Regions from separate parts of the Homo sapiens genome. Here regions 1 and 2 are each linked to region 3. The links are chromatin contacts, found by Hi-C or POLR2A ChIA-PET in ENCODE. All regions are on one chromosome and are shown on one strand. The core of a region is the stretch at or near the end of the contact, and the rest is flanking DNA. Distances in the headings are between cores, read along the strand shown. Region 1 holds the start of IER5 (immediate early response 5). Region 2 has its middle 12 kb from the start of LINC01732. Region 3 holds the start of GLUL (glutamate-ammonia ligase).

Evidence for each region. A loop is a pair of places that touch in the nucleus more often than their neighbours do. ChIA-PET counts read pairs that join two places held with the same protein, here RNA polymerase II (POLR2A). Pooled maps may share reads with other maps.
Region 1: a map of endothelial cell of umbilical vein shows a loop between it and region 3 (15-fold over the local background). The contact joins the promoter of IER5 here to the promoter of GLUL in region 3. A Hi-C loop is called at or near these places in 1 of 168 maps with a recorded cell type or tissue (endothelial cell of umbilical vein) and 8 of 50 pooled maps. POLR2A ChIA-PET finds 5 or more read pairs at or near these places in 2 of 52 experiments (Caco-2 and activated CD4-positive, alpha-beta T cell).
Region 2: a loop to region 3 is called in a map of endothelial cell of hepatic sinusoid, with 5 times the contacts of the local background. The contact joins the enhancer-like site here to the promoter of GLUL in region 3. A Hi-C loop is called at or near these places in 2 of 168 maps with a recorded cell type or tissue (ascending aorta and endothelial cell of hepatic sinusoid) and 4 of 50 pooled maps.

The regions. Positions count from the first base shown.
Region 1 is chr1:181,087,345-181,091,046 of GRCh38, forward strand. It overlaps IER5 (immediate early response 5), which reads left to right and starts at 1,356. Exons shown (of 1, transcript NM_016545.5): 1 at 1,356-3,702. The coding sequence starts at 1,559. The coding sequence ends at 2,542. LOC124904465 (a long non-coding RNA gene) reads right to left here and starts at 1,157. Exons shown (of 2, transcript XR_007066762.1): 1 at 931-1,157; 2 at 453-526. RefSeq lists silencers at 1,135-1,404, 1,715-1,874, 2,075-2,294, 2,869-3,163 and an enhancer at 2,685-2,854.
Region 2 is chr1:181,160,224-181,164,383 of GRCh38, forward strand. No RefSeq gene overlaps it. Among named protein-coding and RNA genes, the nearest start is that of LINC01732, 12 kb to the right of the region's middle. RefSeq lists a silencer at 130-424. Within about 2 kb of position 1,333, at least 7 of the 41 ENCODE cell types and tissues checked have a DNase peak (open chromatin) inside an H3K27ac peak, as active enhancers do.
Region 3 is chr1:182,390,540-182,394,628 of GRCh38, forward strand. GLUL (glutamate-ammonia ligase) reads right to left here and starts at 1,251. Exons shown (of 7, transcript NM_001033044.4): 1 at 1,140-1,251. RefSeq lists a silencer at 987-1,666.

The DNA.
Region 1 (3,702 bases), core at 106-2,605, 1.3 Mb before region 3:
TCATGATCAAGCCCACTCTTCACTGGTATTTTTCCTAAATAAATTCATTGCTTGACCAACCCCGGGGCAGGATCAGGCCCAGGGTTCCACATGGACTCCAAGAAAGCAGTGCTTAGTTTTCTCATTCAGATTGTGGCTGAGAAGTTGTCATTTATCGTCTGTACAATAACGCAGATGTGTATGTGACTTCCCCCTTTTCAGCAGTGGAGACACTGAAGCGGCCTGAGGTTATTTACCCAGAGTCCTCAGGCAGGTCTGTGGTGGAGCTTCGGTGGAACTAACTGGAAGTGACTCCATGTTTCCAGTCCAGGACCCTGGGCAACCCCGTGGTAATTGTGTCCTGATATACTTATAAGGACCAGTAGATGGACTAAGTTGTTGACTGACCAGAAAATTCTGGAACTCCCTAGCACTATATTTTTACCTTGACACGAAATGAAATTATGACATCATCATGGGAACACAGGACTTCTTTCTTTTTATTTTCAGAACTTGCTCGATTTTTCCAAGGGTGGACTGGTCAGTCCTTGTAATGGAAAAATGGAAATGGAAAAAAAAAAGGAAAAAAAAATCATTGTGGAGAACCTGTAACATCTTCCATTTAACTTATTTGATAACTGGGTTTGTTCTAGAATCTAGAGAACAAAGTGAAAGATGCCAGCTTTAGAGGACAACCAATAACTTTGTATCTAGACACGATTCCTTGAAAAGAAGCCAAAAACCTAGGCAAAAACTTTTAGAATCCCCCTTTTCTTTGGGGTTAGAACTGACAGCTGCTAAGAGTGTATGTGACTCTAGCGGGGAAAGCGGCTCATCCAAAAATAATGATTGCCAAATACTTTGCAGTAATACTATTTGTTATCCAGGGGTGTCCTCCGCCGCGTATGGCCACCATCTCTATTTTTGCCAGGGTTGAGGGGGGTCGCTTACAGGTGTGGCCGGCCTGGAAACGGTGGTGTGGCTGGTGAGGGCGGAGTCGATCAGGGAAGGATCAGGACTTTATGGCAGAACAGAGTCCACCACCGTGTTCGGAAGAAAGTTCGAATATTTTGTTCGCTTTGGTTCCGGCAAGCCATCGCACAAGCCAGAATCTGTAACTCCAAACAGTAGCGCTCTCGAGCACCGTCCCGAACATTCACTCCCCACGGGCCTGGTCTGCGGCCGCAAGCCGTCGCCCCCTTTAAGAGCCTGCTCCGCGGGACTAACGTTCGAACGGGCCCTGGCGCCCCTCCTCGGGCTCCGATTGGCCGTGCGCGGCGCACGAGGGCGCGCCGGCCAGCCCCGGAACGGTTGGCGGCCCTTCGTGATTGGCGGTCGAGAAGCCTATATAAGGCGCGGGGCAGCCAGGCTGCCCTGTTTAGCGACCGGACCCGAAACGGGGAAGTTGTCTTGTTTGGAGAGGTTAGTAGAGCAGCGCGCGCGTCACCAGAGTCGTTTCTCTTCGGAGTCTTAGGTGATCGAGGGTGTGCCCAGGGGGCGGACTTGTTTGCGCCTCCCGTTCCCTCCCAATTTCCAAACGTGTCACCCCGGCGCCGACGGCCCTGTGCAGGGGAAGCAGATGGAGTTCAAGCTGGAGGCTCATCGCATCGTCAGCATCTCTCTGGGCAAGATCTACAACTCGCGGGTCCAGCGCGGCGGCATCAAGCTGCATAAGAACCTCCTGGTCTCGCTGGTGCTGCGCAGCGCCCGCCAAGTCTACCTGAGCGACCCGTGCCCCGGCCTCTACCTGGCCGGTCCCGCTGGGACCCCGGCGCCGCCACCGCAGCAGCAGCCCGGGGAGCCGGCGGCCGGGCCACCCGCCGGCTGGGGAGAGCCGCCCCCGCCCGCCGCTCGTGCCTCTTGGCCGGAGACCGAGCCGCAGCCGGAGCGCTCCTCCGTCTCAGACGCGCCGCGGGTAGGGGACGAGGTGCCGGTGGCCACGGTGACTGGAGTCGGGGACGTTTTTCAGGGCGGAGAGGCGGACGCGACGGAAGCTGCCTGGAGCCGCGTGGAGGGGCCGCGCCAGGCGGCGGCCAGAGAAGCCGAGGGTACCGCCGGAGGCTGGGGCGTCTTCCCCGAGGTATCTCGTGCCGCGCGCCGCCCCTGCGGCTGCCCCCTAGGCGGGGAGGACCCGCCGGGTACACCGGCCGCGACCCCCCGCGCTGCCTGCTGCTGCGCGCCGCAACCAGCGGAGGACGAGCCCCCCGCGCCGCCCGCGGTGTGCCCCAGGAAGCGCTGCGCGGCGGGGGTGGGCGGCGGCCCAGCGGGCTGCCCGGCGCCCGGCTCGACCCCGCTCAAGAAGCCCCGCCGGAACTTAGAGCAGCCGCCGAGTGGAGGAGAGGACGACGACGCGGAGGAGATGGAGACCGGGAACGTGGCTAACCTCATCAGCATCTTCGGTTCCAGTTTCTCGGGACTCCTACGGAAAAGCCCCGGGGGCGGCAGAGAGGAAGAGGAGGGAGAGGAGAGCGGTCCGGAAGCCGCCGAGCCCGGGCAGATCTGCTGCGATAAGCCGGTGCTGAGAGACATGAACCCCTGGAGCACAGCCATCGTGGCCTTCTGAGCCCTTGGCCCCCCTGCGGGGAGGAGGTGGAGCAGCGGGCGTCCCCGAAGTGAGGGCCAGGCCCTTCCCGGCTGCGAGGACGCCCAGAGACCGCGGGCGCTGAGCGCGTTGGGCAGACTGGTTGCCTCTGGGCATCGCAAACTGCCCCCGGGCGCATCTGGCTTATCTGGAGACCTGGGAGCTTGAGGCTCATTGGAAGAGGACGATCGTTAACTTTTGTGTTTGTGTATGTCTGTGTATGTAAGTTTGTCTTGTGGCATTAAGACTATTTTGCTCTTCTGGAATGCACCACTCCTTCCCCAGGGTTTAAGAGATTGGGGGCAGACAGGGACTTTCCTCTGCCGGCTGCGTGGAGAAGGAAGCGGCTAAAAGGTTTGGGCCGGGGAGTTCCCCATTCGTTCTCCGGGGAGGGAGGGACTTTACACCTACCCCTCACCGGAAAGCTAGACCCGCTTCAGGGCCAGGAGTGGCGTTTCCGCACAGGATTTCCTAAGACGAGAGGGATTTAGCCAAGAGCACAGACTTGGATTCCTTCTGTCCCTCCCCACCTTTCTCTCCCAATGAAGAAACGTTTATATCCTGTGATTACTCTAGGAAAGGGGCGTATTAACGGTCCTTTGCTTCCCCGCAGGGGAGAAAAAGCTTGACGAACTTCACAGAAGAGTTCAAGCTTGGAAATAATGGAGTTTATAGAGAAAAGATATATTTTTAAAAGCTCTAGGTCAGAAGTACTACACAGTGCTTTTAAAAAGTGTTTAATGAGAGTTTACAGACAGAAGCCCGAAGTGGAAAGACCTTATGGTTTTGTAGATATGGTGACTCCAGTCTTTGTTGTATAAAGGTTGGGGGAGCTGATAAGGTTTTTGTACAGTATTTTCTCCTTCGTTGTATTGATTTTTGTATAAAAATGTAACTTCTACGTGTCTAACACGTATTAAATATTTTGAAGCAACGTAACTGCCTGCTTGTCTGTAATAACCTGCCTGGGTTGGGAGGGAAGTGGGAGGAGGGAAACCAGGGCCTGAGCTAGAAAATTGAAGGTGTGGTTCTTAGTATCAGTCATTCGCAGACTGAGGACATTGTTTACTGACTCCACTAAGTATCAAGAGAGACACGTTTAATTTTTCCTCCTAGATCAGAGGACTGCTATTAGATACTAA
Region 2 (4,160 bases), core at 83-2,582, 1.2 Mb before region 3:
TTGGGAGCAACAGGCTTGTTTTCCTCTCGTCCCAGTTCTCATTTTCTGTGGCACCTCATGTGGGAGTTCAGTCAGGCTGGTGGAAAAAATTTTAGATGGAGTTATAGGATATAGACACAAATCTTCTTGGAAGGCTGGGGAGTTCTGCATAGCTTCAGATAGTTTGGCTGAAGGCAGCCAGATTCTCTTTTCAGGAGCCTAAGAGCTTAGGGCGCAGATACAAAGGCATATAAGGGAGTTTATCTAAATAGCATGTTTACACATGTGGTCCTAAGACTAACCTTTGACCATTCGTGGGCAGGATGGCTGTCTTTGGGGGAGGGCAACCAGATTAATTACCCATAGGTGTGTTGACTCAAAGCCTTTGTCATTTAATGTGTGCTGGATAAATGCTGGCAGGACCAGCTAGTTGAGGCCACGGCTGCTACTCTTTACAGCACCTTCCTTGGTGTTTGTGAGGGGCCCAGACCCTTAACTGGACTGACAAGCAGAATATCTGTGTCACTGTACGTTATTCATCCATCGTTGGGTCAGGGTCTGTGGGACAGACCCCCACAACCTCCCACTGGGGAGCAGGCCTCTGGCCTCCTGAAAGCCAATTTCCCAAAGGCCACTTTCCTCCCACCATGCAGTCACAGCTGTATACCTGCTGGTCCACCCTGCTGCCTTGGGGGTCCCGTGAAGGCCGGCTCTGTCTTTCTAGCTTTGCGCCTCTGTGCTCTGTGCAGGGCCTGGCATTTAGCAAGTGGTCTGGCAATGAAGGAAAGAACTTCCCTAGAAGGTTGTAGGGGTCCCCAGATCTTTGTGGCTCACTGTCACGAGTATTTCCAGGTGGATATTTGAGCAGCAGACTGTCATTGGGAAGCAGGGCCTGGGCTCTGGGCCGCATTGGACAAGCAGTTTCTGCTAGCCAGAATCTGCTAGCTTTCTCTCCTGGGTACCGGGGAGGTACTGGGCACAGTGGGCTGAGGCCTGTGGCAAGCTGGGCACAGTCATGGTTCTTTCAGTTTCTGTTTCCTATTAGGGACTGACAATGGAATTAAGGGGCATGGAGAAGAGTGAGGCAGATGGTCCATGCTTCTGGAGAGCTCCGAGGACCTAGATGTTGGGTGTAGGGGGCGCTGGAGGGGATATCAGAGGAGCCATGAGGGGGTCGCAAAGGAGAGGCAGGGAGCGGGTTGGGGTCAGAGTTTGAAGCCAGCTATCAGAGGAGGGAGGGCGCTGGTGGCCTTGCATCATGTGTGGGGTGGAGAGCACAGCCCAGGAAAAACAGTGATGGGGGAAGGAAGGGGTGAGGTGAGGCTGAAAGAAGACGCAAGCTTCTGCTAAGGAGGCTGGGTTTTATGTAATAAGCAACTGGGAGTCATGAGCACCGGAAGATGATGCAGTCCACACGTGGCCACTCAGGAAGACAGCTGCATCTTCTGTGAGGAGGCCTGGGGAGAGCTGTCACCCGGGCAGGATGGTCTACACAAGGTCTGCTGCAAACTCGGGTGCTAGCCTGGGTAGTGGCTGAGAAAATGAGCAGCTGGGACACCAGACGAGCTGGGCTGGGAAGGACGAGGCTGTGTGGTGCATCACCAGCCAGATGCCTGGGGTTGCAGGCTGGGAGTGGGGAAGGTGTGCCCAGGATTTAGAGGACACTGGGGGTGGAGAAGTGGGGGCAAGGGACAGGGGGAGAAGGAGAGGGGATAAGGAGAAATGCATTCTAGATCCAAGAGAATAAGATTTAACAGCAAACTTACTTTGTTCAGTTCATTTCCACATGAGGCTGTGCAAGTGAGAAATGAAGTGTCTCCTCATTACTCTTAATTCTGTCAGTGTTAGGAAGCAAGAAGACTCCCCTCTTCCAGTCCTGGGGGTTGTTAGTTATGCTGAAAAGCACCCTGTGCTCTTTTTTGATTTCAGAGAAGGGGTACATTTTCCTCCAAGGAAGGGGGAGCCAGTTCCGGGACCTATCAGACCAGCACCTCTGAGGTTTGCTAAAGTATTTGCCTGGCTGTTCAGAGGCCCTAGTAACACAGTCAATTAACACATAATTTGTTTTATTTATTTATTTAGAGATGGGATCTTGCTCTGTTGCCCAGGCTGGAGTACAGTGGCATGATCTCAGTTCACTGAAACCTCAACTTCCTGGGCTCAAGTGATCCTCCTGTCTCAGTCTCCTGAGTAGCTGGGATCACAGGTGTGAGCCACCATGCCTGGCTAATTTTTTTGTGGACATGGGGTTTCACTATGTTGCCGAGGCTGGTCTTGAACTCTGGAGCTCAAACAATCTACTTGCCTTGGTCTCCCAAAGTGCTGGGATTATGGGCATGAGCCACCACACCTGGCCATAATTTGTATGTGTATTATAACTATATTCATACAATAAAGTAAGCTAGAGAAAGGAAAATGTTATTATGAAAGTTGTAAGTGAGAGAATACATTTACTATTCATTAGGTAGACGTAGATCATCATAAAAGTCTTTACCCTCATAGCCTTTACATTAAGTAGGCTGAGGAGGTGGGAGAGAAGGGGTTGGTCTTGTCTTGGAGTGGCAGAGGCAGAAGAAAATCTGCATATAAGTAGGCCCAAGCAGTTCAACCCCATGTTGTTTAAGGGTCAACTGTATTTCAAATGAGGAAAGCTTGGGCTAGACTTAGAGAAAGGTAAGCAGGAGAAAAGTAATCATTAGCATGAAATACCTCTGAATTAGAATGCTGTCCACCTCCTCCCTGTCAAACAGCTGTGTGTACCTGGCTCAGGCCCCCTATTATTGTTCTCAAGTGTCAATAAAATTCCATCTGTACCTTCACTGGCTCCTTATCTTCATATAGACCCAGATTTTTGTGCATGCATCTTAGCTCAGATTGCTATAAGAGAATACTAAACTGGGCAGCTAAAGCAACAGACATTTACTTGTTTCTCACAATTTTCAGGATGGAAGTCTGAGATCAGGATACCAACATGTTCAGGTCTGGTAAGGGCTCTCTTCCTGGCTTGCAGACAGCCACCTTCTTGCTGTATCCTCAAATGACAGAGAGAGAGAGAGGAAACTCTACAGTCTCTTCCTCTTCTTATAAGGGTACTAACCCCATTATGAAAGACCAACATTCATGACTTCATTTAAGCCTAATTACCTCCCAAAGGCTTTACCTCCTAATACCATCACATTGGGAGTTAGCATTTTAACATATGAATTTTGAGTGACACAAACATTTAGTTCATAAGAGTATAGTTACCTTGTTCTCCCAAAAGCTTTTTTAATTCTTACAAAGGAGTTAACACTAACTAGTTAATAACATGACTTTGAGGGCTAAGAGATATGCTAGTTGGGAAATGTCTAATATGATATAATGCCTGGCTCACAGCTGGAAGCAATACATCATAGCAATAGTCATTATTGCTTAGATATTTAGTGCTTTTGTAGTTTAGTTCTAAACTTTTGTAATTTTCAATGTGATGTCATTCCACATAAATTTTTTACCTGGAACATGGGCTATAATTTCTTTTAATTATTATAGAAAAGTATATATATTTTCCTCTCACTCTTGAATGAGTAACAGTTTAGCTAGGTATAAAATTCTATATTGATAGTAACTTTCTCTTGGCACTTTGTGAGTTCCTCCCATGTTTTCTGGCATCTGTTTCTGATGATGTTCCTCCCATCAGTGTTCTTTTTTTTTGTAGATAATCTTTTTTTTCCCCCAATGAGATTTTTTTTCTTTATCCTGAGATGTCTCACAGTTTCACTGTAATATATAGACACTTAGCTATATCACAGTGAAAATACAAGTTTCTATGTATCCATATCTAGTGAATTCTAACTTTAATACTGGAAAACTTCAGATATTATCTCTTTGAACATCACTTCTCTCTCATTCCTTTTATTATTTTCTTCTGGAATTCCTATTAGCTGTATGTTGATGCCCGTCAGTGTATCTTCTGTATCTCTTAGCTGCCCTTTCATATTTAAAAAAATACATTTTCCCTCTTTGTGTTGCATTATGGGTGATTTCTACAGTACTGCCTCCTAATTAGTGGATCTCTCTTCTACCATGACAACATAGAGTTTATCCAATACTTATGAGTTTATGTATTTTTTTTTTGAGACTGAGTATCACTCTGTTGCCCAGACTGGAGTGCAATGGTGTGATCATGGCTCACTGCAGCCTTG
Region 3 (4,089 bases), core at 1-2,500:
TAACCCTTCTCTTTTTGGAGTGGCGTTCGCGCCTCTCCTCTTTCTCAGACTCTAGCTGGTCCAAGCACCGGAGCTTTCTGGGAGAGGGCGATGGAGAAGGGGACAGACAGCGGCCGGCCCGGGGGGTGTCCGAACAGGCAGGTTGGTGGGTTAAGGTCTTAATCTTGACTCGAGATCTCTCCCCGGAGTTCACAGAGTAGGCGACGAAGCCGAAGCAGCTGGAGCGCGACCCGGAGGAGTCTGACTTCTCGTTGTCTTCATAATTTTCATTCGTTGCTTTCTTCGTGGACTTGCGGCTGGGGGAGGATCCCCGCTTCCCGCCCCCGAGGGAGTTATAATTATCCACTTTGAGAGCAGCCCCTTCCCACTGAAATGTCCCTAAAGTGGGCGCCCTGCCCCTCGGGCCCCCGTCCGAATCTCAGGGCCTCACGGAGGTGGCCATACCCTGCCGCCGAGGGGTTGGGGGGTCCGGGGGAGGGTGGGGGCGCAGGCCGTAGGGACTGCGCGCTGCTGCTGCCTCCGCCCGGACCGGCTTCTCCACTGACTGCGCCGAGGCCCGGGCTCTCCATTGTTCGGTCACATTGGAAGGCCCCCGGGACCCCGAGGCGGGAGCCGGCCGCCCAAACAACGCTCACCGTTACACGCCGCAATCGAGGCGTCTCAACCATCGCCAGAACCAGGACGATTGCTCCGAAGGCCCCACCACGAGGAAGGCAGCCAGGCGCCCGCGCCAACCAAGCGCCTTGTTTGCGCTCCACAGGGGACCGCACCGCCACTCCATCCACAGCGCAAACAAACCACTGCGAGCCCCAGGGCGCAGGCCGGCCCAACGGCCTCCAGGGGCGGCGCTTCGGCCGCAAGTAGTGAAAAGAAGATCAAAACAACTCACCCCGCCCTTCCCAGAGCCTGGCCAAGGGCGCGCCCCACCAGCGCCAGCCCCGACGGGTCCAAGCCACCAGCGGCGGAAGCACGCGGGAGGAGCACTCATGCCGGATCTCAGGCATGGGCCGGAGAGGCCGCAGCGTAGGGCTGGGACTGGAGGGGCAGGCAGCCGAAAAAAGAGGCTGGGCGGCGCGCCTCGCGGGGTAGCAGGGGCGGCGCGCCTCGCTTGCGTGACACCGGGCCGTCCGGGGGCTTACCTGGTCGCCGAGCAGGCGGGCGGGTAAAGCTAGGCCGCGAGAGCGAGGTTAGGAGAGGAGAGGAGGCCGCAGTACTGCTCACACGCTCCGCTCTTCTCCCACTCTCGACTCTGCAGAGCCGCCAGCAGCCCCGCACCCTTTATCCGCGGCCCGGGGCCGCCCCCGGTGCCCTGATTGGCTCCCAGCGGCCAGGAGCCCGGGCCGATCAGCTGATGCGGTCCCGGGCCCCGCGGCCATTGGGCGAGGAGCCCGGCGGGCGCCGCTGGGGTGGGGGCAAGCGAACTGGGAAAGAAAGAAAGAAAGAGAAAGGGGCGTGGGGGAGGGGCAGGGCGGCGTGGGGGAAGGGAGCGGAGCCGGGAGGGCTGAGGGCAGAGGGGCGAGTTGCCGCCAGGCCGGGAAGCCTCGGCTCGCCGCCCACCCGCCAGCTCGCCAGGTGCCGCCCCACGGCCCCCAACCCGGGGTCCCGAGGCTCCCAGCAAAGCCCGCCCTGGACCTCTGCCCTGCCGCCTTCACGGGGAATAGTTTTACGAGGAGAGCTCCCTGGGGAAATGCGGAACCAGGGAAACCGAATTTAGCCTTTTGTTGCGAGGGAGCCTCCGAGCCCCGCTTCCTGCGGGCAGGGGTTAGCTTGAGAGGGAGCGCGGGGCGCGGGACCCGAGGGAACTTTGGGCGGGCCTGGGCTAGGGCGGGTGCCGCGCGGGCCTGGGGACAGGCCGGGGTTCCCAAGGCCTGGAAGAGCCGCCCGCTCCGGCTCTCTTGGGTCTGGGGAAATAAACAGAACTCTGCCATTTCACATTTGAAATCAACGTGCTGTTTCTCTAATTTTACAGAGAGGATTCTGGAGGGCGGTAGAAACTAAGTCTGGAGACCTGTCTCATACTGCTGGCCAGACCCTAGGCAGGTCTTTCAGGGCCCAAGTTTCCTCATCTGCAAAATAAAGTGGTCATCGAAAATGACCTGTGGAGCCGCCCACTAGATTTGAAATTCTGTGTGCAAACTGCCCCCGGAGCAGCTGAAAGGAAATCGAGGTGTTCACTTGCCCCCTTTGAAGTCCAGGGATTGTCAAGAAATTCCTTTAACGAATTCTCCCTGATTTTGCTTTATCAAGTGCGGCTTCTTGTTAATCTGGAAAATGGGAATACATACCTCTCCTCTCAGCTTGCCGTGATGGTTGGGAAAATGTGTATGTGAACACAATATTGAAATGTACCTAGAGACACAACATAGGTAGGTAGGTAGGTAGGTAGGTAGATACTGCTATCCGTACTATTACTCGATCATTCTATTTTTAGTGCCTGAAATCTACCTGATGGTGTCCAGATTTTATTGCTTCTTTCAGTTTAAAGAGCAAGAATTTATGCTTCCAGTGCCTTTGGAAGAGGAAGGGAAGAAGTTTGTTCTGGTTATGTTTTGTACCGCAAATGTGGAAAAGAAATGTTGCCTGCAACCACACACACATAACTTGGCTTCTTTGGTCAACATCCCTTTCCTTTAAGAGTGTATAACACTGTAGTGCTTTTACATGACAGATGCAGCATTCATCTCAAACAGGGTTTTTTGGGATGTTTCAGACTGGTGACATTTTGGATTGGGTAAGGTGCCTTACAAATTCCTTGTTAAATTTCAGTGCTGCCCCTTGAAGCATTACATTGTGGTGGCTAAAGGCACGGCTGCAAGTCAGGTAAACCTAGGTTCAAATCTGGGCTTTCCCTTCATACCAGCTTTGTGTTGGCCAAATCACTTAGCCACATGAAGCCTGTTTCTTTGTCTATAATAAAAGAGGGATAATCATTTTTACCTCATAAAAGGATTAATTGTGATAGCACATGCAGAAGAGATTGAGTAGTCCTTGGTGCATCGTAAATGTTTAGAAAACAGCAATTATAATTATCATAGGCCAAGTTCTATAATCTGAGGTGATTGGATTCTTTCTTTCCCCATAGCGACTTTTGAATACAACTTTTCTGACTCAGTGTAATGCTTTACCATTCATTATATCAAACTGGACTTAACCTTGGTAACACAGTGAGCTGTCTTCATCTCTTTCTGTAAAGGTTTGAGTTTAAATGGTCGAGGAAGGGGAGCAAAGGAGGAGAAAAGTGATATTTTTATTTTAAAAGATGTTATTAATCATTTCCAGATACCAAACTACCGAACCATAAGCCAGAGCCTCTGCTGCACACACCACCAGCCCCTGAGGTGGGGATGACAAACATAACAGAGAACGGAATGGTAAGGCGTGAGTGCGGTTCTGCAGGCTTATGGTATTTCTGCCATTTGAGTGCCTGCTTCCCTTCCTAGATGTCTTGACCTCATTGAGCAGTTTATTCATTGTCATATCCCCCAGTAGTGTCCACGGTGAGTGTTCAATAAATGATATTTGTTAACCACACAGAAGTGACAGCAGCACCATCAAGAGAACATGTGCTTTGAGCTGCTTTTCCAAGAATGGAAATGGATTTGCTTTGATCCATTCATGTGACCAGGGGCACGCTTTGTAAGGGTTAGGAACATAATACATGACCACTGACTCTTTCAGGAGTGAACAAGAGGCCTTGTCCTCCTTGGCCAGCCCCACATTTACTTAAAATGATGAAATTAGGGCGCAGATGAGTCCAAGAACTGACCAGGGAGGCTTGAGCATAGGCGAGAAGTAAAAGCAGAAGAAAACCCTTAACTGGTTCACCCGCAGAAACCCAGACTGTACTTTTAGAGAAGTTAAAAGTAAAACAGCCTGTTTCATCCAGTTTGACTTTGCTGTGTCTGCTGCCCTTTCTTCTCCTTCCCCTTCTTCCCTAAATTGCCACCCGCCCCCATTCTTCACCCCCACCATAAAAAGAGCATTAGAATGCTTGAACCCATGAACTTTTCTGTTTCTTGGTACACACCATATCAGTGCTGACAAGGGGTTCCATTGCATGTGCTTTGAAGTCATATTTTTCTCTCTTAG